4 separate regions of the Homo sapiens genome follow, and all the other regions are linked to region 1. Evidence: chromatin contacts called from ENCODE Hi-C or POLR2A ChIA-PET data. All regions are on one chromosome and are shown on one strand. The core of a region is the stretch at or near the end of the contact, and the rest is flanking DNA. Distances in the headings are between cores, read along the strand shown.

Evidence for each region. A loop is a pair of places that touch in the nucleus more often than their neighbours do. ChIA-PET counts read pairs that join two places held with the same protein, here RNA polymerase II (POLR2A). Pooled maps may share reads with other maps.
Region 2: a loop to region 1 is called in a pooled map, with 2.9 times the contacts of the local background. The contact joins the promoter of SNRPA1-DT here to the enhancer-like site in region 1. A Hi-C loop is called at or near these places in 2 of 37 single-sample maps with no recorded cell type and 7 of 50 pooled maps. POLR2A ChIA-PET finds 5 or more read pairs at or near these places in 4 of 52 experiments (MCF 10A, OCI-LY7, activated CD4-positive, alpha-beta T cell and 1 more).
Region 3: a loop to region 1 is called in a pooled map, with 3 times the contacts of the local background. The contact joins the promoter of SELENOS here to the enhancer-like site in region 1. A Hi-C loop is called at or near these places in 1 of 37 single-sample maps with no recorded cell type and 9 of 50 pooled maps. POLR2A ChIA-PET finds 5 or more read pairs at or near these places in 3 of 52 experiments (A549, Caco-2 and activated CD4-positive, alpha-beta T cell).
Region 4: a map of SK-MEL-5 shows a loop between it and region 1 (5-fold over the local background). The contact joins two enhancer-like sites. A Hi-C loop is called at or near these places in 3 of 168 maps with a recorded cell type or tissue (MCF 10A, SK-MEL-5 and naive thymus-derived CD4-positive, alpha-beta T cell), 5 of 37 single-sample maps with no recorded cell type and 11 of 50 pooled maps. POLR2A ChIA-PET finds 5 or more read pairs at or near these places in 4 of 52 experiments (AG04450, MCF 10A, activated naive CD4-positive, alpha-beta T cell and 1 more).

The regions. Positions count from the first base shown.
Region 1 is chr15:101,203,217-101,209,615 of GRCh38, forward strand. All of the region lies in intron 2 of CHSY1 (chondroitin sulfate synthase 1), which reads right to left. Among named protein-coding and RNA genes, the nearest start is that of CHSY1, 46 kb to the right of the region's middle. RefSeq lists a silencer at 2,513-2,678. Within about 2 kb of position 4,740, at least 9 of the 41 ENCODE cell types and tissues checked have a DNase peak (open chromatin) inside an H3K27ac peak, as active enhancers do.
Region 2 is chr15:101,290,698-101,297,627 of GRCh38, forward strand. SNRPA1-DT (SNRPA1 divergent transcript) reads left to right here and starts at 4,651. Exons shown (of 2, transcript NR_186319.1): 1 at 4,651-5,032. SNRPA1 (small nuclear ribonucleoprotein polypeptide A') reads right to left here and starts at 4,551. Exons shown (of 9, transcript NM_003090.4): 1 at 4,400-4,551; 2 at 2,328-2,475; 3 at 1,265-1,343. The coding sequence starts at 4,481. RefSeq lists enhancers at 2,508-2,587, 3,505-4,136, 4,700-4,749, 4,810-4,899 and a silencer at 4,280-4,469.
Region 3 is chr15:101,271,983-101,279,224 of GRCh38, forward strand. It overlaps SELENOS (selenoprotein S), which reads right to left and starts at 5,503. Exons shown (of 6, transcript NM_018445.6): 1 at 5,360-5,503; 2 at 4,559-4,693; 3 at 3,273-3,379; 4 at 2,610-2,699; 5 at 2,438-2,513; 6 at 209-874. The coding sequence starts at 5,435. The coding sequence ends at 789. RefSeq lists a silencer at 5,379-5,708.
Region 4 is chr15:101,084,281-101,091,394 of GRCh38, forward strand. All of the region lies in intron 1 of LRRK1-AS1 (LRRK1 antisense RNA 1), which reads right to left. Among named protein-coding and RNA genes, the nearest start is that of LRRK1-AS1, 64 kb to the right of the region's middle. RefSeq lists a silencer at 4,593-4,832. Within about 2 kb of position 4,676, at least 4 of the 41 ENCODE cell types and tissues checked have a DNase peak (open chromatin) inside an H3K27ac peak, as active enhancers do.

The sequences.
Region 1 (6,399 bases), core at 3,490-5,989:
CGCCCACAGCACAGCCAGTAGACCCTGTCCACAGTCCTGACAGGCATGGACCTTCTCCCTTTAGGCAGCCCACTCCACAGGTCAAGGCCACACATCCAAGTGTGCAGGAGGATAGAGGAAAAGAGACACACTAATTTCAATACAAAGGCTTCCCACAACTACAGTCATTCAAACTACTTCTAAGAATGGAGAAACAGAATTCTTCTAAGAATTACCAAAAGCCCCCATATACGGCTGCTCAACAATATCATCATTTGACAAACATCATTAATTCAAGTAAAAATCATGTGGATGATTAACTCATCATTAACTCAAGTAAAAATTAGTGGATGATGCTTACAGGAGGAATAGGATATCTCATGGCCTCAAAATATTTCCCTATAAGGTATTTATTAAATAACAAAGGCAAAAGTAGTGATTTTTACAGAGGAGAATCGTGGCAAGAGATCAAAGTTAACACTGCCTGTATGGATCATACACCGAAATCATGTGCTCCTGATGTGAGGCACTGAGGACACATCACGTAGCCTGGGGAAACATCAGATAAACCCAGACTGAAGGACAAATAACTACAAAATAACTCATCTGTACTTTTCAACAACGTCAAGGTCATGAACAGCAAAGACAAGGTCAAGGTTAAAGGGCACTTAAAGAGACATACCATATAAATGCTGCATGTGACCCTAGACTACACTCTGGAACACCTCAAGTTCTTTATTTTGCTATGAAGGACATTACTGGGACAACTGACAGAATATGACTAAACTCTGTAGATTACATAACTGTGCTGTATCAACGTTAATTTCCCTGATTTTGATTACTGCGTTGTGTTTATGTCAATGAATGACCTTGTTCTTAGGAAATACATACTGATTTAAGGGCAAAAAGAGCATTATATCTGCAACTTCCAAATGGTTCAGAAAAAACTAATGTAGGCCGGGCACAGTGGCTCACACCTGTAAATCCCAGCATTTTAGGAGGCCGAGGTGGGTGGATCAGCTGAGGTCAGGAGTTCGAGACTAGCCTGGCCAATATGGCGAAACCCCATCTCTACTAAAAATACAAAAATTAGCTGGGCGTGGTGGCGTGCACCTGTAATCCCAGCTACTCGGGAGGGTGAGGCAGGAGAATCACTTGAACCCGGGAGATGGAGGGTGCAGTGAGTCGAGATCGTGCCATTGCACTCTAGACTGGGCAGTAAGAGCGAAACTCCATCTCAAATAATAATAATAATAATAATAATAATAATAATAATGTACACTTATAGAGAAAATGATAAAGCTGATGTGGTAAATATTAATAATCAGGGAATTTGGGTGAAAGACTTATAGGAGTTTTCTATTAAGTTAAATTTTTTCAAAATAAAAATTGCCCCCCAAAAAACAGTGGTTAAAAATGACCATCCAGCTGGGCATGGTGGCTCACACCTGTAATCCCAGCACTTTGGGAGGCCAAGGTAGGCAGATCACTTGAGGACAGGGGTTCAAGACCAGCCTGACTGACATAATGAAACCCCATTTCTACTAAAACTACAAAAAATTAGCTGGGGATGGTGGCACACACCTATAATCCCAGCTGTTCAGGAGGCTGAGGCACAAGAATTGCTTGAACCCAGGAGCCGAAAGTTGCAGTGAGCCAAGGTCACACCACAGCATTCCAGCCTGGGCACTAGAACGAGACTCCATCCCCCCGCCACACACACAAAAAAGACCATCTGGCAGAGTTAAGAATACTGTCACTTGGCGAAGATCATAGTAACTAATTTTTCGCAATACTACATACTCTATCCACCAGCAAATCATGAAAGTATGGCTAACAGATTTCTAAACAGCTCTTTAACTACTCAGAGAGATTTTCAGAAGCATAAAGCAAGAAGTTTTTCCTCTGTAATCTATTTTTATTAAGCTTAAAGTTCTAATATTTTATCTTTTTTTTTCTTTTTTTAAAGTAATCAACATGGCAATACCTCATATGCTTGAGGTTTCCTGGACAAAACCCTATTACTATTTCTGTCTCTAATTCATCCTTTTTGCCTGCTGTGCTGTGGGCATGACATCAATTTATTATAACCAATAATTTCCAGTGCCTCCCAGTCACTAAATTGCCACCACACACACATGATTCAGAGGAAAGAAACTAGAACCAGCATACTCTTCAGTTGTTTAAGAAAAAGCCTGGTCTTTATATTTCCCCATTTATATAAACAAGCTAGTAATCAATTGACATAGACTCCACAATGTTTCCTGATAACTAGAGAAAACACACAGGTCTACCAGATGTTTATAGCTACTTGTGAAAAGACACATACCCAAACCTGAAGAGTACTGTGATCACAAAACTGAGCTTGATTTTTCTACTAACGACTATTAGTATTAGCAGCCTGACATTTAAACACACAAACCCATACATGCTTATTCTGCTCTAAGTGAAGAATTTTAATTTTGAAGATTGTTGGCCGGGCGTGGTGGCTCACACCTGTAATCCCAGTACTTTGGGAGGCTGAGGTGGGTGGATCACGAGATCAGGAGATCGAGACCATCCTGGATAAAACGGTGAAACCCCGTCTCTACTAAAAATACAAAAAATTAGCTGGGCGTGGTGGTGGGCGCCCGTAGTCCCAGCTACTCAGGGGGGCTGAGGCAGGAGAATGGCGTGAACCCAGGAGGCGGAGCTTGCAGTGAGCCGAGATAGCGCCACTACACTCCAGCCTGGGCGAAAGAGAGAGACTCCGTCTCAAAAAAAAAAAAAGAAGATTGTTTATTAATTTGCTCTACCCCATGATCCTGGTATGGTAGTGTTTTCTATTTCAAGTTCCTATAGACAGTAATACGCTCCATCACTAAGGCAGCAGGATTCCAGGACATTTGATTTTTGATATATGCTTCATAACGTTTGCAATACTAAATGAGAAGTTTAATTTCAAACTCCAATCTCTGTCTGCTCTCCTTTCTCTCCCCGGGTGAGCCTCTGAGGCGAGAGGTTTGATTCAGGAGATAAGACTAGGGCTGCACAGGCATGGTGTGCCTCGTGCGCCACGGAGTGAAACTAGACAGACAAGGGAAAACCCACCAGGTCTCGAGTCGGCAGGAGAACCAACGACCAGGTATTTGTTTCTAAAGACTCATATGATCCACTGAAGAGAACCACTGAGTCAGAGGCAGGGGTGGAGGTCGCAGTGAGGGAGGACATGGCACACTACCCACAGGCAGGGGTAGCAGCTCCCACTGTGGGGTTAGTCATCAGCTGGGGCTCTGAAGGCGGTGACGTGCTAAGTGACAGATCACCACCAAGATCCGTTTCCCATGAAAACACTTTGGAAAGAAGCTTTTATGTGGGCTCACTTTATACAAATAACACTTCAGAAAATAAACGAACACTCATTAAATTATGCACCAAAAGAAAGTAAACTGTGGAAGCTAGAAGAGACAGCAGTGTTAGATATTAATTAATAGGCTACAGAGAAGAAGAAATACATTTATCATCTGTGAGAAAACATGTAGGTTTGTCATTTTATTTTCCCTACACAGAAGCAGCCATAATGGCAGAGAGAGTGAACAAATATTCCCAGGGTTTTGGGGCACAGCCTAAAATAGTCCTCCAAAAAATACCAAATTTCTTTTCTCATTTTTAATCATAAAAATTCACACTAATTTGCAATGATACTCTAGGACACCCATGTTTATCTCATAAAAAAAGTCTCTCTCCCAGACCTCAGGTAAAATTAATGTTCTAGGAACGTATGCCACGCATTTCCACTGGCTATCCAGTACCACTCTCGCGTGTCAGCACATTCCAAAATTAGTTTAATTTAAAAGAAACAAGACCAAACAAAACAAAGCCAAAAGGAAACAAACAAAACCTAAAAGGGGAAAAATCCTACTAAGATAACTGAAACAAATATTGTCTAATATATTTCTCAGAAAGGGTCTACTCTTGACAAATGTTTTTTATATTAACACAGCATTTGCAGTCAAAAGAAAAATAAGCCACTCACTATCCAAAATGGGAATAAAAGTCTTTTCTTCTATACCTCATTTTTGGAAATAAAAAGTCTTTGGCTGAAAGCAAAGGAAAGAGTTACGTCCACATAACCCTTCAGAATGGGAAGAATCAGCGTCACCAAGTCTTCACTTCGCCAACTAACAACAGTATTTTAAAAATTGTTCATTCTGATTTTTAGAACCAACTCATGATGCTGGCTATCTGTGAACAACAATACCTTCTAGTATGTTATATAATATTTCATTTCAATGTTAACAGGATATTTTTCTTAAATTTCCAGGTGCCTCTCTCATATGCTCTGTATCTGTTAATTCATCAAACACTCAAGTGCCTCATATGTTAACCTCTAAATGGAATACAGAAATAATTAAGACAAGACCCAATCTACTAGAAAAAAAAAGTTGAATATTTGGCACAAATAAACACTCAAAGAAAATAGATCTTCCAGAATATACTATCCAAGCAAATATTCAGTCTTGCTAAATTTACCAACAGGTTTTTAAAATCCTCTGAGAATGAGGGCTGCGTTGCCATGTGACACAGGTAGTACCTGGAATCTAGTAACTAAAATTGAAAAGCTTATTTCAAGATGGAGTTAGGCTTCTTGCCCCTGCCCCACCCGTTGTCCTGAAGTAAAAAGCCACTAGTGGGGTCAAGCAAGATAGGGTCCCCAGATGGGGTGAGGGTGGGCTGGTGCAGTGGCCCAGCCTTGGGGCGTCAGGTAGGCCGCCAACCCTTGAGTTGAGTCACATAGGGAAGGCACCGGGAAGGAGGCATTGCAACAGAGGATTGCTCACTTACAGCGGAAACTGATGCAGTAAGTAAATGTGGCTGAGGCCAATGAGCAGCTAGATTTCTCAACTGTCAAATAAAGCAATTACAAATACAGAAAGGGAGAGAAGAGGAAGAACCCTTTGGGGTTGAAATGGGATTTGGAGTATCAGGGGGAACCCAAGGACACACACACACATGCACATTTTCCCCTGGTCAGCCCACTGCTCAGGAGTGGGCCAGCCAACACCCACAGCAACGAGCACACCCACAGTCTAGATCTTGGCTTCTAAATGTTTTCCACTAAAAAGAACCAGAGACTCTTCGAGAGATGGCAGACTGCAAGGCTAGGGCAGGGAAAAAATAACAGCCTGAAACATCTTAGTATGCCAGAAAGAAATTGCTCAAACAGTTATAGGGGCATATCAAAAAGATACAGAAGGCCAGTCATGGTGCCTCATGCCTGGAATCCCAGCACTTTGGGAACCCAAGGCGGGTGGATCATTTGAGGTCAGGAGTTCGAGACCAGCCTGACCAACATGGTGAAACCCCGTCTCTACTAAAAATACAAAAATTAGCCAGGTATGGTGGCGGACGCCTGTAATACCAACTACTCGGGAGGTAGAGGCATGAGAATTGCTTGAACCCAGGAGGCGGAGGTTGCAGTGAACCGAGATCGTGCCACTGCACTCCAGCCTGGGTGACAGAGCAAGGCTCCATCTCAAAAAAAAAAAAAAAAGAGATACAGAAGCCTGCAACAAACAGCAGCCACTGGACACGTCTAAGGTGATGTAAACATGGAAATGTATAATAATGGTAAGAGATTATAACTCATTAAATAAAATAGGAATACAAGAGTGTATACTCATACAAGCACACACATAAGTAAATGGGAAAAGGAACAAGCTTTTCCTTACTTTCAACTAATAAAAGTAGAAAGAATAACTGGATTAGAAAATCACCATTTAGCAACCATCACACTATTCATTTATTCTGCCAAGAAACATCAATTAATGCTAAAACTATTGGGGGTGGGAGTTTGATGAGGAACAGGATATTTACAGTCTCTCCACAATGACACTCACTAAATATAAAAAGACAGAGAGTAACTTTACAGTGGAGAAACCTGGCCAGGTTTTCCTAATCACTCTACCTTAGTTAAATGACCAAAGTTAATACTACCAATAACAGAGCAAACCAAAATCACAAACTGTTAGGATACAAAGAGAACACAGCAACGCTTCTGTAGTATCTGCACACTTGAACCTAATCATGAGAAAATAAATGCAAACTGATAAACATTCCACTGGTCTGTAAGCTCCAGAAGTGTCAAGGTCATAAAAATCAAGAAAAGGATGGAGACCTGTTTCAGACTGAAAGTGACTAAGGACATAATGCCAGTGTTCGTAAAATGCCATCCGTTTTAATAAAACTTCAACTTATACATAGACTTACGTAAGAAGAATAAAGCGATATATACCTGTATGCCGTGAAGCTTTTTGTTTTAAGGAAAAAGGGTTAAGTAAAAACCTTTATCACTGAGCTTCAGAGACTGGAAATTGTGATATGAATTCAATATTCCATGGGAAAAAAAAACCTGCTAAACAAAAATAACAAATAGCAGGA
Region 2 (6,930 bases), core at 3,401-5,900, 87 kb after region 1:
CTGGAATACCTGGGACCACAGATGCACGCTACCACTTTTGGCATTTTTTTTTTTTTTTTTTTTGAGACGGAGTCTCTTTCTTTGCCCAGGCTGGAGTGCAGTGGCATGATCTCAGCTCATTGCAACCTCTGCCTCCTGGGTTCAAGCAATCCTCCTGTCTCAGCCTCCCAAGAAGCTGGGATTACAGGAACCCACCACCACGCCCGGCTAATTTTTGTATTTTTAGTAGAGACGGGGTTTCACCATATTGCCCAGGCTGGTCTTGAACTCCTGACCTCGTGATCCACCCGCCTCGGCCTCCCAAAGTGCTGGGATTACAGGCATGAGCCACTGCACCCGGCTTTTCTAAAAAAATTACTTATAGAGAGAGACAAGGTCTCACTATGTTGCCCAGGCTGGTCTAGAACTCCTGGGCTCAAGTGATCCTCCCACCTTGGCTTCCCAAAGTGCTTGGATTACAGGCATGAGCTATGGCACCTGGCCTACAATATAAATTTAAGCATCCAGTGTTTAAGTGAAGAATTTAGGTTACAAAACAATACACAGTATCTCAATTATGTTAAAAATTGGATACACAGAACAGAAATTTAAAAAGCATGAAAACAGTTCCAAGTGGATTGTTCATCTAACGTGAAGAGTAAAACAAGGTTTCTAGACTGGAACTGTTCAGCAAGATTTAATGCATATCAGATATGTAATCTAAAATTTTCTAGTAGCCATGTTAAAATAGGTGAAACTAATTTTAATAATATGCCATTTAACTTATTATCCAAAACGTTATCATTTCAACATCGATATAAAAAAATTACTGAGATAGTTTACTTTTTTTTTTTTTTGCACTTAAGTCTTTGAAATCCAGTGTGTATTTTATAGTTCTAGCACATCTCAATTATAAGTAGCCACCTGTAGTTACTGGTACTATATTGAACACTGCAATTGTAGAAAACAACATAGGAGTTTATAACCCTGGAATAGGGGAAATTTAAACATCAAAAGGGCTACAATAAAGAAGAAGATTGATTCATTGGACTGCACCTAAATTAGGAACTTCTCTAACAAGACATCCTAAGTCAAAAGTCAAGTAAAAGTAGGAAAATATTTGCAACATACGGCTGCAGAACCCAAAAGGCCCAGATCCTGAATTAAGAAAAAGACAAGAAAGAGGATACTGAGATCATTTTCTAGATTTTGTAAATTTTCTGTAGGAAGCACATAGTACCTTTAACCCCACCCACCAAATACATTTTCCTTCTGTGCAACTTACCAGTTCCACGAGACTATTATTGGTGAGAATGAGTTCTGTCAGACAGGGCAGAGCCTGATCAAGTCCCTCACCTATACGGCTAAAATAAAAATAGAGTCTTAGTAAAAGTGAAAATTAAATAAGCTAACAATTTTATCTACCTCCTTGCTCAGAGGATCACAGAGAGACACTTAGAGATCCTTCTTCCAACACCCTGATAAAGAGGAAACAAAGCAAAAAGAACCCTTTTCTGAGGCCACAGGGTCAGCAACAGAAGTGGGATTTTAGACACTGCCTGGGGCTAATTCCACTGTCATACCATCTAGTGGAACCTGAGAAAAGGTGCAACTCCTGGGTGGCACAAACTACTTAACTCACTTCATGATTTTTTGTGCAGGCAGCACAGAAATACAAATAATTCTGGATTCCCAGCTCAGGTACAAGACACAACAACTATACTATAGGGGAATGGTTAACCTATGAGAAATATTTCTATCTGAAGGAAATCCCACTCACCACCCAGTACCTTTAAAGACATTATCTATACACCAAGTGCTTTTTTTCCAATAAAGTTTACACAGAGCTGATGAAGGCAGGGTCAAAAAAGATCTCAATTTCAATAAGTAACAGTCTAGAAATTAGTTGCAGTTAAAAAAAAAAAAAAGCAGAGACGCTCAGTCAAAAGTATAATTGTTACCTTTATATATCCTTTTACTATGACCCCTTTGATAATTGTTTTAGAAGCCAAAATGTATACAAAGCAACATGTTTTTATTTAGAAACTTAACCATGAAAATAAAAATACATGATTTCTGAACAGATACAAGTAAGACTAGACTAATGCCAGGTTAATCTCTGGATCTCTATAGGAAAAGTGAAGTTCATTTCTCATTTTAAGAAAAAACATGTATTGAATGTGGCTTCCATTATGGAAAAAATATTTTTTCAAAATATAAATAAAAAAGAAAAAGAAAAAGAAAAAGAAACATGTAGGTTTAACCAGTAGCACGTGCTACAACTTCTTCAGGAAACACTGCAACATTTACTCTAGGGGAAAAAATTACTTTCCCCTACAGACACGTACCATATTCTGTTGTTGTTCACTAACAATGTTTTCAGTCTTCTCAACAAAGGAAAACCATCCAGTTTCCTGATCTCATTGTCAGAAAAATCAATAGCATCAAACTGGTCTAACGTAGCACCTAGATTTTCAATGACGGGAATTTTATACCCTATAAAATGGAGGAAAAAAACACAAGAGGTATTAATATAACTAAACAGTTGCCCCTTAAAGCATTAGCTGTATTTCATAGTATCTGACTCCAGGCTTTGATTTATTCAGGAAGTATTACCTAGCACCTATGTCGGGTCACGCATGACTTGCCGCTGTTTAAGATACTAGAGAGAAAACGCTGAACGAGTCTCAAGTCCCCAGTGCCATGAAGCTTAGAATCTGATGACAACAAGGACAAGGACAATAACAATGGCTGATATAGGCAGCTAACATTTATAAGAACATTTACAAGGTGCCTCACACTGTCCTAAGTCGTTTGGGCTAGTTAAGCGGAATCGGCACAACAGGAGTTTACACTTGGAGCTGCTTAGTCTCAGTGCCCAAACGGCGTTCAAACATTGTGGACGACAGTTCTCCACTCTTGCATCTCCACAGGCCAGATTCTTAGAACCCATCAGAACAGCCTCAACATATCACGACAGTTCTCCCTCCCCTCCCCCAGCTCCAATTCAGAATTGAAGATCAATGGTTTAAATACAGTAATAAATCTGTGAACACTCAAATGTTAATTTGTCTAATTTGGGCATAATTATTGTGTTAGGCACTATAAGAAAAGAAATATTCCGAAGAAGCAAGGTCTACTAAAAAAAGAACTTACCCAAAGTTAAAGGACACAATTCAGAGCTGTACTACACGTACTGCATCAAAATACGTATTCTCAACACTGCACATGCTCCATAAAGAGAAATGGCAGAGATCATCAAAAGTGGTGAGTTGGGCCGGGCGCAGTGGCTCAAGCCTGTAATCCCAGCACTTCGGGAGACCAAGGCGGGCGGATCACCTGAGGTCGGGAGTTCGAGACCAGCCTGACCAACATGGAGAAACCATGTCTTTACTAAAAATACAAAAAATTAGCCGGGCGTGGTGGCGCATGCCTGTATTCCCAGCTACTCGGGAGGCTTGAGACACAGGAATCACCTGAACCGGGGAGGCGGCGGTTGCAGTGAGCCGAGATCACGCCACTGCGCTCCAGCTGGGGCGGAAAGAGCGAGACTCCATCTCAACACAACACAACACAAAACAGTGGGATTTCCCAAAGGTCGGCAAGAAATCTAAGCAGATCCCGCAGCGATGCTGCTCCGAGGCCATAGGTCCCCATGGGAACAAATCTCAGGCTACGACAGCATGGTCTTATCCTCAGAGAAGTTGCTCTATCACGTCCCTTTTAAAGCCGTCTCCTGAAATGCCAACTAGCTAGCTGCCCTCCCAGTATCTTACCAAGTCTTGCTAAGGTTGAAATAGTACAGGAATCTGAATAATTGCGAGCGCTTCCACAACTTACACACAGCACCCGGCGGTGCAAGCCTGGGTGACACAGTTCAATTTTTAAAACGTCTTCATATAGGGGAAACGCCAGACAATTAAAGCTACTAAGTAGAAAATACTGGAGGAAACAATCGCGGTTGTTCGGGGACTTAGTTTCCTCCCTCACATTAGGAATAATGAACACATATCCTATCTACGCTCAAAATATCATCTGGCGGCAAGTATTAAGAACCAATCCCGCGCCCTGCACTTGCGTTACAACCATTAATGAGCCGCTCTTCCGGGCCCTCAAACAGCCAGCGGCGAAACAGCCAAGCAAGGCCTAACAGGGCCCCACGAGGACGCACCAGGAAGTAATGAAGTCACCCGTGCCTGTCAAGAGGCACGGCGCTAACAGAAGGCTCCCAGGAGCTTAACCGGATGCTCATCTGGCAACAACGGCAAGAATCAGGCCCGGCGTTCCCTGCGCAGCCCGGTCGGAGCCCAGACAACCGGCCCGCGGGCCAAGCTCCGGCCTTCGGTGCACGCGGCAAAGCGCGGAAAATAAGGCGGCTCGGTGCCGCCTGGGGACTGGCCGCCCACGCCCCCGGACTCACCCCGGAGGTCCAGCTCCCGGTCGCGCACCGCGTTGGTGTACTGCGCCGCCTGCTCGATCAGCTCCGCCGTCAGCTTGACCATCCTGCAGCCTCCCGTTCCCCCGCGCTGTGGAAAGCCCGTGGCCTCCCGCCAGCGAGACGTCCCAGCGTGCCCCGCGCCCCGCCGCCAGGCAGCACCAATCGCAGCCGCCGAGTGCGCGCGCAGCTCGACCGCCAGGCCGAAGCAATCGAAGAGCCACGCCTCCGGGGGCGTTCTTGCCGGAAGTCGTGGCGCGCGCACAGGGGATGTGTCTCGTTCTGGGTTGTTTCCTAGGGTGTGTTTCGGAGTCTGGAGGACCCCTGATTCCAGACGTTGGTGTTTAAAAGTTAAGGCGAATGTGGAAACACCCGAGGGGAACTTTCTCATGCATTAGCGCACCTCGAGGTGGGAGGGGAAGCGGTGACTGTCCTCCCTCCACCAGCCGTCGCGGGAACCCGTGGGGTTCAGTGAAGGGTCCAGCAGTTCAGGTGCCCGCCCCGGGCCTGGGCCTTGGCTCCGGGCTACAGTGTGAGATCCCGGGCTAGGTGGCCCGCCTGGGGCAGGTCGCCGGGACAACCCCACCGCCCCGCAAGTCCAGCCCGGCCTCGGGCACGGTAGGGTTTGCGGTTAAGCTTGTGACCTTTAGACTTCTGAATATTCATATGTATGAAATGTGATATACATAAAAGTGTGCATATCAGGAATTTACAGTGATTAATGACCAGAGTGAACACAGCTGCGTAGCCGACACCGGGATCCAAAACACCGCTATTCTGAAAGCCTCCCTCTTTCCCAAAAGGCAACCGCGAACTCAACACTACAAATTCGGTTTGCTTGCTTTTGCTATAAATAGAATCATGCAGTATGCTTTTTTTTTTGGCCTAGTTTCATGGAGTCTATATTATGTCTGGAGTCCATCCAGGTTGCATACAGAGATGGTTTGTTTGCTTTTGCTGCTGAAGAGAATTCCATTGTATATATTATACCATAAATTACTTATTCTGCTGTTGATAGACATCAAAGTTGTTTTCAGTTAGGGCTATTCTGAGTAATGCTACTATGAATTTTCTGGTACGTGGTTCTGATGCACGTTTGCATGAGTTTGTCCTGGAGTGGGACTGCTGGGACATAGGGTATATCTATCATCAATAAGTAATGCCCAACAGTTATGCTAAGAGGCTGAAATAATATACACACTCCAGCGGTGTGTAAGGGTTTTCATGGCTTCCAGCTTCAGCCTTCTTGGCATTTTAACTCTATAACTTCAGCTATTCTGATGGGTGTGTGGTGGTATTGCACTACTGCTTTGCTTTGCTTTTCTCTAATAACTAATGAAGCTGAGAACCTTCTCATGTGTATGGTGCCCATTCTGATAGCTTCCTTGGTTAAGTGTTCTTTCGAGTCCCTGGCTCATTTTTTTTTTTTCCTTATGGAGTTGTCTGCCTTTTTTCTTATTGATTTGTGGAATTTCTTTATATATTAGGGATATGAACACACTCTGTGGCTTGCCTTTTCACTCTTAATGGTGTTGATGATTAGATTTTTTTTTTTTTTTTTTTTTTTTTTTTTTAGACAGGGTCTCACTCTGTCACCTAGGCCGGAGTGCAGTGGTGCCATCAGGACTCACTGCAGCCTTGACCTCTCAGGCTCAAGAGATCCTCCCACCTCAGCCTCCCAAATAGCCGGGACTATAGGCACAGGTCAACAGGCCTGGCTAACTTTTGTATTTTTTGTAGAGACAAGGTTTTGATATGTGGCCCAGGCTGGTCTCCAACTCCTGAGCTCAAGTGATCCACCTGCCTCAGACTCCCACAGTGCTGGGATTACAGGCGTGAGCCGCCTCGCCTGGCTGAGAAGTTTCCAAGTTTTATGTAGTTCAATTATTTTCTTTAGGTTAGTGGATTGGGTGTGTGTGCATGTGCATGTGCCTTAGGAAATCTTCCCTTACCCCCATCATATTTTCCTATGTGGTCTACTAGACGATTGTTTTGCTTTTCACATTTAGTTCTGCAATCCACCCGGAGATGATTCTCCTTGAACTTTTATTGAAGTATGATATACATATAGAAGAATGCAAACTGAACACACCCAACCAACTAGCATCCTCGTAAGAACAGGACATTGCCACATTCCAGAAGCCCTCCTCCTGTCTTCATCTAGTCACCACCCTTGCCCCAAGGGTAACCATTATCCTGCCATCTTGTATAGATTTGCTTTATCTAGTTTTGTATTTATGCAAATGAAGTACCTTGCATATTTTTTGCTAAACATTATGTTTGTGTGTAGATGTAGTTAATCTATTCTCACTGTAATATGGTATTTCATTGTGGATGTTTTACAATTTACTTATCCATTCTGCTGTTGATGAACATTTGGGTAATTTTCACTCTTTTATATTATAAATAGTGTACCTACAAACTCAATAATATATATCTTTATGTGAACACATATACTGATATACTCCCAGGGATGGAATTACTGGGTCATAGGGCTTACTTATGTTCAGCTTAAG
Region 3 (7,242 bases), core at 4,253-6,752, 70 kb after region 1:
GAGGTCACGTAGAAACCTGGTCAGCCTATGAGGAACCTTGAGGCACGATGTTTCTTTATCCCAGTAATTCGGCAACTCGACTCCAAGCACCCAATTTTGTGGATGAACCCCAAGGAGTCTGTCAACTTTCAAAATCACGGCAGCTGTCTGCCACTTGCCAGACTTATTTTGGGTGAGTAATAATAAATAGAGAAATAAGTAATAGTTAGAGGTTGTAATAAAAAGCTATTTAATGTTTGATAGACAAATTGAAGTCCATAAATCTCCTTGAATAAAGATGCTAAAAATGTTATTCTTGTTTTTTAAATAGTTTCGTTTTTACAAAGTTCTGTACATAAAAATAAATATACAGAAACAAACCCCATCAACTGTCCACATCAGTAATCCTCACTGGTGGGCTCACCATTGATAAGGAAGACATCATTCAACGCAACCTGTCACAGAGACTGTCCTAGCAGCAAGGATTTCTAACCTCAAAAGAACATTACTAGGCCTCTTTTATCAAGATTGCTAATCATCTAGAGGCCTTTACCTACCAACTAGCAATTAACCATGAAATCAATGAATGCAATCACTGTCTCCAAGTAGAATGTGACCAATGACCTCATGCCTAGAGGCAACATCTATACCTTTTGCTGACTGGAGCCCTGACATATGCAGGTGTAGTTAGGAACAGAAATCAACCCCACCTCCCCTTGGCTAGTCACTGTGAAAAGCGTGCGTAAGGCAATTGAATCGAGGGTTAAGGGTTCATCTTGCTAATGTCAAAAGTGACACTAACAAGATTCTTAGCCTCATCCGCCAGATGACGGGCCTCTGCGTCCAGGTCTCCAGGAGCAAGCTCCGCCTCCTTCACCAGACAACGGGTTATAACCTGGGAGGACAGAAAAGCAGCACAACAGTATTGATAAAAATCTGAAAATCTGGGAACATTGTATATCCACAATAAAATTATGAGAGTGACACGCAAAGCACTGCAAAGATACAGATCCTAAGGGACATTTAAAAAAACCTTTTAGCTATGTGAAAAAAAAAAAAACCTTTATATTGTGATTGCCATTTGAACTGATTGTCTGGTGGGGAAAAAAGTCATTCAGCTTCTTTGTCCCAACCTCCGAAACACATGCAAAAGGGTCACCAAAAAACTCTCTCAAGAGGGCCTGATTTAAGTATATGAATCCTCCTATCACAGTGCTTACTAAAACTCATACATTCAAATAAGGGCTGTTCACGCTACAGAAAACAGATTAAAAAAAATCAAGAGTCAAACTTGTCACTTCTACCAGTCAGAACGGGGTCTTCTGTATCCTTCCCTACCCCCAACCACCCCACTCCCTCATGAGCTTCCCAAAGTCAGTGCACAACTGGTAACCTGGTTGAGTGCTAAGGTTCTAGGGCCACCCAGAACTTAAATGTTACTTTTACTCCTTACTTATAGTGGAATCTTTGGGCAATTAAACACTGTGCCTCAGTTTCCTTATTTGTAAAGCCAGGCTAGTCAAAAGTCCCAGCTCAGAAATGCTGGGGATGCTGAAAGAGGCCGTGCAGGCAAGCACACCCTGCATTCCATCTTCTACGATTTCCATTCCTCTCCTAAATATCACCTCTATGTGTCTAAAAATAAGCTTCCGGCAGGACCATTTAAAAATAGCATTTTCTTTCCAGATGCATCACCTTCTCTACAGCAAGCCAGGTTTAGTCTTCTGACACAAAGGGGATTACAGCTCAGCGTTTAAGGTCAGCCAAGTCTGTGGCCCTGCTGCCTTGGAGCCCATGCCCCAGTCTTTCCTCAGTCCTCAAAGACACCATCAGGGCCTCTGCGGTGCCCCTCTCCTCCTATGGAGGATACAAAATCTTCCGCCTTGGTTCCTACAGTGTTCTAGTGTGTTTGTTCTTTCCTTCCTCAGCAGTAACTTGCAACTCTTAGCCAGAATCACCAAGGATTGCTTATTTTCGTTTGTGAGTCCCATCTTCCCAGATTTGAAATTCTCAGGGATGGGATGAAGACAGACTGCTGTGGCATCATCCAGAGTCCCCGGGGCAGTGCTGCACACAGGAAGCAGCTTTGGATGAGCATCTGTCTGCTACTCCTTGTTATTTGCAAGAAACAAGGTGGTCCCAGCCAGAAAGACCAAAACCACTGTGTTCCAGCTCCTTGACACTCATCTGAAGATTGGCAGACAATTCCTCACCCTACTTAGCTCTCCCTCTACGGGGCTGCAGAAGGATCAAGTTAGAATACTATAAGTACAATCCTTCTAAGTACTTAGTGAGGACCTAGGAGGTGATTTGCATCTGTTTCCTTTATTGAATCTTCACAATCCTAAGGAATTAGTCTTAATTTATGGACAAAGAAACAAACAATCTTGTTCCTAAAAGGTAACTATATCCTGTAAGTGTTGAAAATCTGTTAACATTTGACATCAGTGGTGCTTACCTCCTCCCCGCAAAGGCTTTCTGTCCGATTTCCGTTTCAGGACAGATGAAGTGGAAGGCCCAGGACTGTCTTCCTCCTGTTTGAACACACACAGTAGTGTAAGAAGCAATTAAAACATTCTACTTGGCAATCTTCATCTACCGCATGCCAGCCGGCCGAGGTCTCCAGTCACCTGGGGCTTCTTTGCATTTCCTTTGTAACTTTTTCCTTCTTGCATGCTGTCCCACATTTCAATCTTCTGTCTCCTTTTTTCTTCTTCAAGCTGAGAAACAATCACATTTTACAGAAAGAATTCAGAAGCTGCCATTTCTCTCAAAGACAAAGCTAACTCTGATAATTCTTAATTTAAATGTCTTTCAGAACAAACTTCACCCTCGTTTTCTTTAGTTAATAAAACTGTTGTGATCTGGTAGTGTGAGTTTAACTCACATAGAGCAGCTTTGGTTTTTGTACACTATTAAAGAAAGCAAAATGTTTCATGAAAAAGATTACTGACTCCATTCTTCTGAAACTCACTCCTGTCAGGACATTTTTGGTAATGGGGAAGACACAGGCACATGCACACACACACTCACATGCTCCCTGCTCCAGCCTGTCCCTCCTTTTGTGCTCTGGACCTTTCATGGTAATATATTCACACATCTAGTGTTCCCTAACAATCGTGTATTCTTCTTGATATCACCAATACTTACATGGTAGGAACTGAAATGCTTATTGAATCTAATGGGATAGGACCTGGTCCTAGAAGCTTATAGACAACACAGACACAGGCATCGTTAGCCACTAAACCTCAGACAATTTCTATGCACACATTCAAACTGAAACCAGTTCATACTTGTTTCAGTTTTTCCTTATGCTTTTCAACTTGCGCATTTAGTTCTTCTTGCATTTTCAGTCGAGCAGCTGCTAAAGCTTCTTGTCGTTTAACAACAACATCAGGTTCTAAAATGTCAGAAAAAAATGGAGATAAAGCACTGTGTACAATATAAAATAGAAACTTTTGAGTGTCCATATTATTAAAAGTATAAAGAGGTATGGATATCAGACAATGAAACAACATATTTTTACATAAGTACTCCTAACCCCTCTGCATACATTTTACTGCTTCAGGGGGCAGGGGTCTGTTGCTGAGCCACGGATTTTAGCCCGAAATATCTACATCACCAGAAATCTGTTAGAAATGCCAATTTCTGAGTTCCCCTGAGCAATTCCGATTCATAAAGCCTGGGATAGTGGCCACACAGAGCACATCTTGGATACCTCAGTGACACCCACAGTCTCTAGGCTGACTAGAATCCTGGAAGACTACCAAGGAAATATAAAGTTTTCTAAATCATTATCCATCCCTTAATTAGCGCAGAAGATTCTTAAGTATTTGTTTCTACAGAAAAGAAAAATCCTTCCAAATAGCATTATGAATAGAAATGAACTCATTTCTATTCATAACGTCTACTCATAGAGTCTCGCTCTTTGCAACAAGGCTAGACTCCATCTCATAGAAAAAAAAAAAAAAAAGAAAGAAAAGACAGTCTCACTCTGTTGCCCAGGCTGGAGTGCAGTGGCACAATCTCAGCTCACTGCAATCTCCAGCTCCCAGGTTCAAGCGATTTCTCCTGCCTCAGCCACCCTAATAGCTGGGATTACAGGTGCCCGTCACCACGCCCCACTAATATTTGTATTTTTAGTAGAGACAGGGTTTCACCATGTTGGCCAGGCTGTTCTCGAACCCCTGACCTCAAGTCATCCTCCTGCCTCGGCTTCCCAAAGTGCTGGGATTACAGGTGTGAGCCACCGCGCCCCACCGAGAACCATATACTTCCTACTTTTTTTTTTTTTTTTTTTTTAAAGACAAGGTCTCAATCAATTGCCCAGGCTGGAGTGTAGTGTGGCCCGAGCATAGCCCACTGCAGCTTTGACTCCCTGGACTCAAGTGATTATCCCGCCTCAGCCTCCTGAGCAGCTGGGACTACAGGTGCGTGCCGCCACTCCCGGCTATTTTTTTTTTTTTTAAATAGAGACAGGGTCTTCCTGTGTGGCCCCTCTTACTTTTACTAAGAGACTAACTCTTAATATAAAGGAGGTGCAAAACCACCGCTTTCATTTCGGTTATCAGGCACTAACCCACAGCAGCCGCAGCTCGGTCCAGCTGCCTCTGCCTCAAGGCTCTTAGCCGGGCGGAAAGCTTCTGAAAGACCACGTAGAGAAGGATGCAGCTGAAGACGATGTACCAGCCATAGGTGGCCAGCAGGGAGCCCACTGAAAAGAAAAACAGTTTTCAAAAAACTAAAAATGACACTACTAGTTGACCTTTCCATAAGACTCAACAAACACAAAGTGTAACTCCTGCCCTCAAAGCCTTCATGGTCTAGGCTGAGGAAAAAGCCTCCTAAGTAGATCGTTAAAACACGAACTCAAGAAGTGCGACAATTCAGGGATCACTGAGAAGTGAGACTTCCCAACCATCTGGGGAGTCGGGGGCAGTTAGAGTGTGGAGGGCACAGCAACTGGGTTTTGAAGAATGAAGAGCAACTAATCTGAATCAGGAAGGCAAAGGCCTTTCAGAGCCACATAGAAAGGGGTGACAGCGCGGGGAGTCAGGAGTGTGTATGGGGCTGTGTGGGACGGGTCCCAGAGGCAAACGCCAACGGCCGAGTGACCCCAGTAACTACCACAGGAAGGGCTTGGTTCGCAAAAAAGACTTGCGCAAACAAGGGACAGCCGAGCCGCCCAGGGAAGTGCGGCTCCCGAGAAGCCTCCGCGCAAGGTCCGGGCCTGCTGCCCAAGGTCCGCGTAAGCGCCAACGCCCGACCGTTCCCAGGCCTCCCAGGCTCCGGCGCCCGGTGCAGCGGCGGACGACCCACCCATCATGGCTGCGCGTCGCAAAAGTGGCGGCGCGCGCCCGGCTGCCCCGCAACGACTCACCCGTGGTGTGCAGGAAGCGCAGCCCCTCGGTCTCCAGGGCCGGCCGCGCGGACAGAGACTCCTCTTGGCGTTCCATGACCGCCGCCGCCGCCGCCGCCCAGCCCTGCCGCCGCGCCTCCAGCCGGGCGCTTCCGGTGCGCTCCTACGCACACGTGGCGCGCCCGGACGCGGTCGTGGTCCCGGCCAATCGCAGGCCGACCCCGCCCCGTCGCTGGGCCAAACGCAGGGGGGCGTGGCCGAGGGGCGTGGCGGGGGAGAAATCCCGGCTACGCTCGCCGGGGCCGGGACAGCGCGTGTGGGAACGTTCTGTGCTATCTCTTGGCTTGAGTCGGGGGTGGAGGACGGACCTCGTTCACGGATTTCTTACCGAATTTCTACTTTCTTTTTTTTTTCTAATTGGACACTGAAGCCAAGGAAGTCAGTGGTCGCCCGGAAGCAGGATTTGCACCCACATCCTTGCCCGGGGCACATTGGACAACAGGGCTCAGTTGGTTGACGACTCCCAGCATTTGAGGGTTGCAGCCAACGTCCACCCCAAGTGAAGACACGAAATGTGAGCAGCCTCCTGCTCCTGCTGCTGGTGATACCTTTCAGGCCAAGAAAGTCCCCACCGATCCTCAAGGTTCTTTCTCCAAAATCAAAGCCTTTTAGGAAAGAACGATCATAGTAACTGCTCTAACCTGTGTTGAATTATACTGTATCACCACAAGACACGATCACAGAGTTACTTATAATAGTGTCCTGGCTGTGTTCCTCTGCCTGCAACGCCGTCCCGCACCCTCTTCCACCACTCAAACGTCACCACCTTTATGGTGACCATAACCATCCTATTTGAAATGTGACCTTGGGTTTTTCTGGAGCATTTGAAGTGCACATACCTAGCTGTGTTTCAAAAGAAGGGTTGGGAATTGGGAATAGAACTGAAAAAATAATGAATAGGTGACAACATCCGAGTGCTGCGTCACCACTGTCGCCAGGAGCAGTGTGGGGAAGGCAAACCATGACATGAAGCGTGAACGCAATCAGTGTTTCTTCAATGCAGGTTTGCCAAGAAGTTCCTCAAGGGGGACAGCTGCAGGGATTTGAGCACTGACCTCATCAAGCTTTCCCAGCAGTGTGTTCAGAAAGCAATAAAGGGGACCTGGCATTCATGAGCCATAGCAAAGAGAAGCCTGAAAGCTCTTCTTCCCTGTTGGCCACCTTGAAAATGGACTCCTCAGATGAACCGAGGACTCTGGATGTTATCCATAAAGGCTGTGAAGATAGCTTATCGATTTAATGAGGAATTTTAGGAGGGAGAATTTCCTTCTTCATGTTTGCCTTTCCGTTGTAAAAGGTGATGAACCATCACCACTCTTTGCTTTGCTACAGATGATTTCTCACTTGCTCTGGCATCTTGCAGGAACATTTATGTGCTAAATTGAATGACTTCTATGGAATTAGTTGCAATTCTCAGTCCCAGATTAGCTTTAAATCCGCCTTACATCTAAATACTGATAAACTAGACAGGATGAGCAGGGTTGCCTCAACTATTTTGTTAGGCTGTGAAGGACATTAGGTATACCGTACTGGGGTCATAGTTCATGGAAAAAAATGGTTAGGGCCTCACTTTTCTCTCAGGAAACTCATACCAAAACAGTTTCAATCAATGCTTGGGAGCAGTTTTATTTTTATACAGTAACTTAACAGGATGGTTTAACACAAGAGTTCCCCATCTTGACAAGGTGTCAGATGAAGACTTGAGAGCTTCAAGAATGTTGCAGTGGGCCAGGAGTGGTGGCTCTTGCCTGTAATCCTATTGCACTTTAGGAGGCTGAGGCAGGAGGATCACTTGAGGCCAGGAGTTCAAGACCAGCCTGGGCAACACAGCAAGATCCCATCTC
Region 4 (7,114 bases), core at 3,426-5,925, 120 kb before region 1:
TTTTTGAGACAGGGTCTCACTCCATCACCCAGGCTGGAGTGCAGTGGTGTGATCTCGGCTCACTGCAGCCTTGACTTCTGGGCTGAGGTGATTCTCCCACCTCAGCCTCCTGAGTAGCTGGGACTACAGGTACACACCACCACGCCTGGCTAAATTTCTTTTATTTTTTGTAAAGATAGGGTTTCACTACGTTGCCCAGGCTAGTCTCAAACTTCTGAGCTCAAGGAGCTCAAGGGATCTTTCCACCTCATCTTCCCAAAGTGCTGGGATTATAGGTGCAAGCTACTGTGCCCAACTAAAATATTCATTCTTAATTACTATAAAATTACTATGGAACCAAAGAGTGCACGTCCTTGTTGTGACTGGTCCCCTTTGAGACTCCCAGCATCCTGGCAGCAACACCAAAGAGGCACCATTGTCAGCTACCCAATTCCCAGAATCCAGAAACAACCCATTTATTCAAGTAGTAGGCAACTGCCTTGCTCCTCCAAGCCTGGACAGGAATCTCACTTTCCCCAGGAGGGTGGGACACACAGAGGGCCTTCTGCGGTGCTGTCTCTTCGAACTGCCTTAGACGAGGGGGACGAGGGGGCTGCTCCCATCCAATCACTGCCCAGGTGAGTCCTGGCCCTTGAAGGCCTAAAGCACGGGTTCCTGGTCTCAGAAGAACCCCAAGGTACTGGCACACCTCATATACCCAGCCTCCAAAACCCCCTCCTGGAGCCGAGTTTCTGAATGAGAGGGAGGCTGGATGCTGGGAGCACCCACCCTCTAATGAGCACGGCTGGCATCCTCTCCGGGGGTGGCAAGGGGCAGTGGCTTCTCTCAGCACTGGGGGCTGGCCCGGAAGCTGGGCCTCCAGTGTCCTCACTGTTTCTATGGAAAGGTGAGTTTTGGATCACTGCCATCCGGAAGCCCCCTCTCCCTCTGCCATTTACAAAGGACTAAGGGACAGGGCCCCAGATTCTCACCCGTCCCTCCCTCCACACAGGCGTCTGTCTCCTTCCCAACTGGGTACTTTTTGGAGGCGCTGGGTAAATTCTGGTGGCCACATGCATTCTGCTGGATCTACTGCCTGGACTTACAGCTGTCATCGAAATCCCCCTTGACACGCGACCCCACAGGATCCTCAGCTCCTGACTTCTGAGTCCAGACACGTTGCCCAAAGGCGCCATCAGACCTGGGATTCACCAGCCTCCCACAGGCCTCTCCCCAGAGCCCCAGCCTGGCCAGTGGGACCAGAGCAGTCTCAGGCTGTGCTGAGGACCCCGTCCCCAGAAACGGCTGGGCCAGCTCCACCAGCATTCCACCACCGTCCTCTTGCCATGTCCCTGATAATGCACACTTTTTTTTTTTTTTTGAGACAGAGTTTCACTCTTGTTGCCAGGCTGGAGTGCAATGGCGCGATCTTAGCTCACCTCAACCTCTGCCTCCCGGGTTCAAGCGATTCTCCTGCCTCAGCCTCCCGAGTAGCTGGGACTACAAGCATGCGCCACCACGCCCGGCTAATTTTGTATTTTTAGTAGAGACGGGGTTTCTCTGCGTTGGTCATGCTGGTCTTGAACTCCCGACCTCAGGTATCCGCCCTACCTCGGCCTCCCAAAGTGCAGGGATTACAGGCGTGAGCCACCGCGCCTGGCTGATAATGGACACTCTGTAGCAGGATCAATGCACAGCAGGCCACTGTGGCCAAGACCTGAGGTCCCACGCCCATTCAGCTCCATCTGGGGTGTGTCACATCCTTCACTGCAAACCCCACCTCAGCCACTACTGTACAGCTCTCAGATCCTCAGCTTCCTCGTCTGTAAAACCAAGGAATGAATCCGGGACTCAGCACAGGGGGATGCTCCGCAAGACTCTCCGGCGCCTGCGCGGCTCTTCCCCAGCTCCCCCTGCAGCTACGTCACCTCCCACGGCCTCCTCCGGCGCCTGCGCGGCTCTTCCCCAGCTCCCCCTGCAGCTACGTCACCTCCCACGGCCTCCTCCGGCGCCTGCGCGGCTCTTCCCCAGCTCCCCCTGCAGCTACGTCACCTCCCACGGCCTCCTCCGGCGCCTGCGCGGCTCTTCCCCAGCTCCCCCTGCAGCTACGTCACCTCCCACGGCCTCCTCCGGCGCCTGCGCGGCTCTTCCCCAGCTCCCCCTGCAGCTACGTCACCTACCCCGGCCTCCTCCGGCGCCTGCGCGGCTCTTCCCCAGCTCCCCCTGCAGCTATGTCACCTCCCACGGCCTCCGGCGCCTGCGCGGCCGCGGCTCCGCCGTTCAACCGCATGCGCGACAGCGCTGAGGCCCGGGGAGCGAGGATCTGCCGCCGCTCAGCCCGGAGCCCGCTCAGAAACCTCGTTCTGCCGACTCGGACGGCAGCCGCCGTTTTGGATCCTGCATTCATTTCCTCCCAGGCTCTGGCTTGTCCCGTCGTTGGTGTCATCTAGGAGCTGCCCAGTCCCGGTCTCACTCATGTGAGTGTGGCGGGCTGGGCGTGTGCAGAATCTCCAGGAGGCACTTTTCTGCACACTCTGGAGAGCCTGCCTGGCCCTCCAAGCACACACCCGTCACTACGCAGACCCGAGAAGGCTCTGCGAGGTGGTTGTGGCTTCCACCACATGAGCACCAGGAGCTGACCTCTTCCCTTCCTCCAAAGTGGCCTCTGGGATGTGCTGCGTGCCAGGCGACATCTCTCCCACCGAGACTCAATCCTCCATCTCCAAGTCCAGCCAAGGCATCCCCGTCAACCCTGCCCTCAAGCAGCACAACTTCTCCCCTGGTCTGGAGACAGAGGAGAAGGAGGGGAGGAAGAGGGTGGGGGCTGGGGGGAGCTTCAGCTGACAATGAGGTGGAAGGAACTAGAAAACATTTCTCCCTCTGAAATAGCGGCATCGGGTCACCAAAGCCTCAGATCAAGTGCAGCTGGAGAAGGGGAAGTGAATGAACTCTTTATCTGGACTTTCTTTATCAAAAAGGTTTAAACTGGATCTAAGGCACACTAGGTGTTTTTGCCCTCGGTGCAAGGTTTCTGCTCCGCAATGGAGCCGTGGAGCAGACAATGGCTGGAGCCCAGCCTGCCCATCAGTGGGGCCTGCACAAGGCTGAGGCGATCTCAGGAATCAGGGCTGGACCCCTTCCAGCTACTGGTCTGCCCACCCCAGAGGCCCCTGTCCTTTGAGTTTCCCGTTATTGGTTTCCCTTTCATTCACTCTTACGTTCAGAGGTCGGACCTAAGAGAACAGAGACACACTGGGTAGTGCAATATGAAGCGGGGCAGCTGGGGTCAGGGTCAGAAAATGGGGCTCGCACTCCCTCCAGCACCTCCTGGCTGGGTGACCCACAGCCACCTCCTCTCTCCTGGGACCTGCGGCTCCTCCATGCCCTGCCTCCTTGGTTGATGAAGAACCAATGGCTGTGTGCCACAAACTACTAGGTTCCATCACAATGGAGGCCATGGGGGCCTCAAGACCAAAGACCCCAAGACCCCTGAGTACAAGCAGGGGCAGCCAGGAATTGGGCCTCTGCTGGGTCCTGGAAACCCCAAAAGCTAAAGGCCCAGGGCTTCGCTCCAAACCTCTCCCTCGAGGCCACACTGAGGACTAAAGGAATTGCCAGAGCTCAGCCTCAAGGGGCTGTTCCTCAATGTGGTGTTGAGGGTGGGATTTGGAAATACAGGCCCAGGTTCGAATCCTCCCTCTGCCAATTGCCAGCTGCCAGACCCAGGGCAAGATCCTATGCCTCTTAGATTCTTGTTTCCTCAATGACAGAGATGGAAAATAATCAGGGATGACAGCCTGGAACAGCAAGTTGTAAGGGTGTATGCATAGACAGATCCCCACTGCGGAGAGCACGCATCAGGGAAGATGCTGCAGCCCCCACCCTGGCTCCTGAAGTACAGTTCAGGTGCATAAGGGCCTCCAGGTCTTTCCTGTCAATGTTCTTGGGGACTATCCATGGTCCCCCACCAACCCCACCCTCCTGACCTTGGCATGCTCAGGGCCAGTGTAACGTCTTTTGTGCTGTCTACTTCTGTTCCAGTCAGGGAGTAGACCCTGAACCTCAGGCTTGGCCTGAAAATTCTCTTCAGCTGCACACAGCTGTCCCCAGCACAGGGACAGGAACAGGAACCAGCAGCGAGGGGCCTGCCATCCCCCAAGTGACAAGGCCCTACAGAGGAACTCCCATCGCTCAAGGCAGGGCACTTGCCCCTCTCAGTTCTCAGGGAGGGATTGCATCAAAGTCAGGGGCTGGGCTGGGAGGACTTACTTGCTAGAGGGAGACAGGCAGGTGGACACTGGATGGGGGAACGAACGTGAGGGTCTGGGTGCAGAGGCTTCCTTGTCGCTTCAGAAAATGTGACACTCCTCATTGCAGCCCCTCTCCCAAAAACCAATCCTCCCCAGTCATCACTAACTCCCAGGCAGTGACGGGGAAGGAGGGCCAGGGGGACCCTTGGGCAAAGCCGGGGGCTGGGCCCTGTTTCTCCTACAGCAGAGAAAGAACTCGGTCAACCATGGTGGCTAGAAGCCGGGGGCTTGGGAAAGAAAGGTCTGCTGTTTGCCAAAATGTAACAGCTCCTCTCCCTCACTGAAGCCCGGGAGAGCAGAGAGCCGTGCCAACCTCTCCAGCCTATTCCTGAGGGCACCTGCCCCCATGCAACCCGCGGGCAGGAGCAGTTCCCTCGCCCGCCGCCAGGGTGCGCCCCGCTCCGAGCAGCCGGACGCCGTCCTCCCGCCGCGACGGGGCACCAGCCCGCCGAGAAATGGCTGCCCCGGGGCTCCTGCGCCCTCTGAGAAGAGTTTGTGGGCTTGATGAGTTTGCTTTACCAAGTATTCCCAAGTACGATGCCACGTGGGGAAAAAGGAACCCTTGTGGCGGGTGTGGACGAATGTAAATACAGACACCCCCGGCGGGCAGGCAGAGGCCCAAACAAGCGGGCCCGCCTGGGGGCCGGCTGCGGGGCGGACCTTCTTCTCCCAACGTTCTAGGCGGCATCTTGTATTTCTGGTGCAATAGAAAAGTTTTAAAAACGTAACTTGGCTTTTTTGCATGTACTACAGGCTCATGAATACTCTGTTCTCTATGTGCACGCATATGTATGTGTGTGTGTGTTCGTGTTTGTGTGTGCATATGTGTGTGTATGTGTATGTGTGTTGTGTTCGTGTGTTTGTGTGTGTTCATGTGTGTGCATGTGTGTGTAGGTGTGTGTTTGTGTGTGTGTGCACGCACACATGCTTTAATGTCTCTGGCATCTGGACCCGCGGCCAGGTGCAGGCCTGGTGGCAGAGTAGGGCTCTGTGTCCACACTAGGGAATTTGGGGGGTCTGCGGGCCAGGGGTACATTGGGAATAGGGGAAAGAGTAGAAAAGGGTCTGGAAATCCAGAGAACATTTTTCCTGAGAGAGTCTCTTGACAAAAGCAGCTTCTACAACTACAGCAGTCCCTCAGCTCTCACAGCTGGGACCTACTAACCCTTGCGCTGTTCTCAGCAAAACTCCTCAGAACTCAGCCACAAAAGGCAAGTCAGCAGTTCACACTTGTGTCAGCCACACAGAAACTGTATTCCACCAAGAACAGCCTGCCCCTAATACAAATAGGGCAGGGGATGGCAAAAGGTTCTGTCCCAAGTCCCCTAAACTGGAGCCACAGAGGGGAGACCATCCACAGAGGAAGCTCTGGGCTCCCGGGGGGGCTCTCAGGACCCCCCACTGCTTGGTTCCAGGGTGAGGCTCTGCCTGGCTCCCCTCATTCCGGAACCACAACTCACAAGCCAAGAAACACAAAACCAAAAGCCACATGAACAGGCACAGACAGCGAGGGAGGCAGGCCAGGCCCCAGGACAGCCTGGGGCACTCCATCAAACTGAATGACCCTGTGGACTCCAGTTAACCCTGAGCTTGCCCCTTTCCCCAGCCATGGTGAAAAAGGCAGAAATGGAGGGGCCTCCCCCATGCCTTGGTGGCCCAGCTCACTATTGGGCCTGTGGAGGACCTGTCCAGCAGCTGTTAGGAAGAGAAGAAGGTACTGGAAGGGCCTGATTAAGGCTGTCTGTGCAGCTGGATCGTGGCTGGGGCAGAGTGGGAAGGAAGGCCAGGAGAGTGGCGTGTCCGATTATGTTCTCCAAAGACGGCCACAACAGTACCTCCCATCCTGTCACCCCTCCCATCAACAAGTGGAGTCTGTGTCCCTTCCCCTTGTATTTGGGGGGAGCTTGTGACTTGCTTGTTACAAATAGAATATGGTGGAAATGATGCAGCATAACTGCCAAAGCTCAGTAGGAAAGGCAATGAAGCAGACACTCACCTCTGGAGCCCTGAGCCTGTAGTCAAGAAGTCTGACTGTGATGAGGCCGCCATGCTCTGAGGAAGCCCAAGCCACATGCAGAGGCTGTTGTGGCCAACAGCCTGGGCTGAGGTCGCACCAACAGCCAGCATCATGTGGGGGAAACATGAGAGATGACATCTTCAGATGGTTCCAGCTGTTGGGTCCCTCTCAGCTGTGGAGTCTTTGCAGTGGAGGCCTCAGACTTTACAGGATGGAAGCAAGTCAGCCCTCCTGTGCTCTGTGCAACTTCCAGACCTGCAGAACCAGGAGTATGGGAAGATGGCTGTGGTAAGCCGCTAAGTTTTGGGGTGCTTTGTTAGAAAACAGCAGTAACTGGAACAGATGGCCCAGGGAGAGATTCAGAAAACTGTGCCAACCAACATTCTGCTCTTTTCACTTTCACGGATGCTGCCGGGACCCAGGAGGCCACAGGTCTTTTGAAGAGCTGTCCCCTCTTTAGCAGGTAATGACTCAGGCTCAGGGGATGTGGGAGCTGCCTCTGGCAGGGCAGCCCCCTCTGCCTGGTGTGCAGGGAACCAAAGTTTGCAGCTTGTGCAAGGCAGACCTGGCCTCTTCTTCTCAGGCCTGAGGAAGGTGCTGCTGGCCAAGACTGACTGTCCGTGCTGGCTGAGCTCTGGGGCGGATTGGCCAGTCCTGCTGGTGTTTCCAGGCCTGATGGATGAACAGGGCCTCCAGAGTCATGGGTGACTACAGCACCGGCTCCTTGTCAGGCCCAAACGAAAACCACTGCTGCTGTGGCCTAGCGACCTTAGAGAGGAGACACACCTTGCCTTTGCCACTTGTTTCT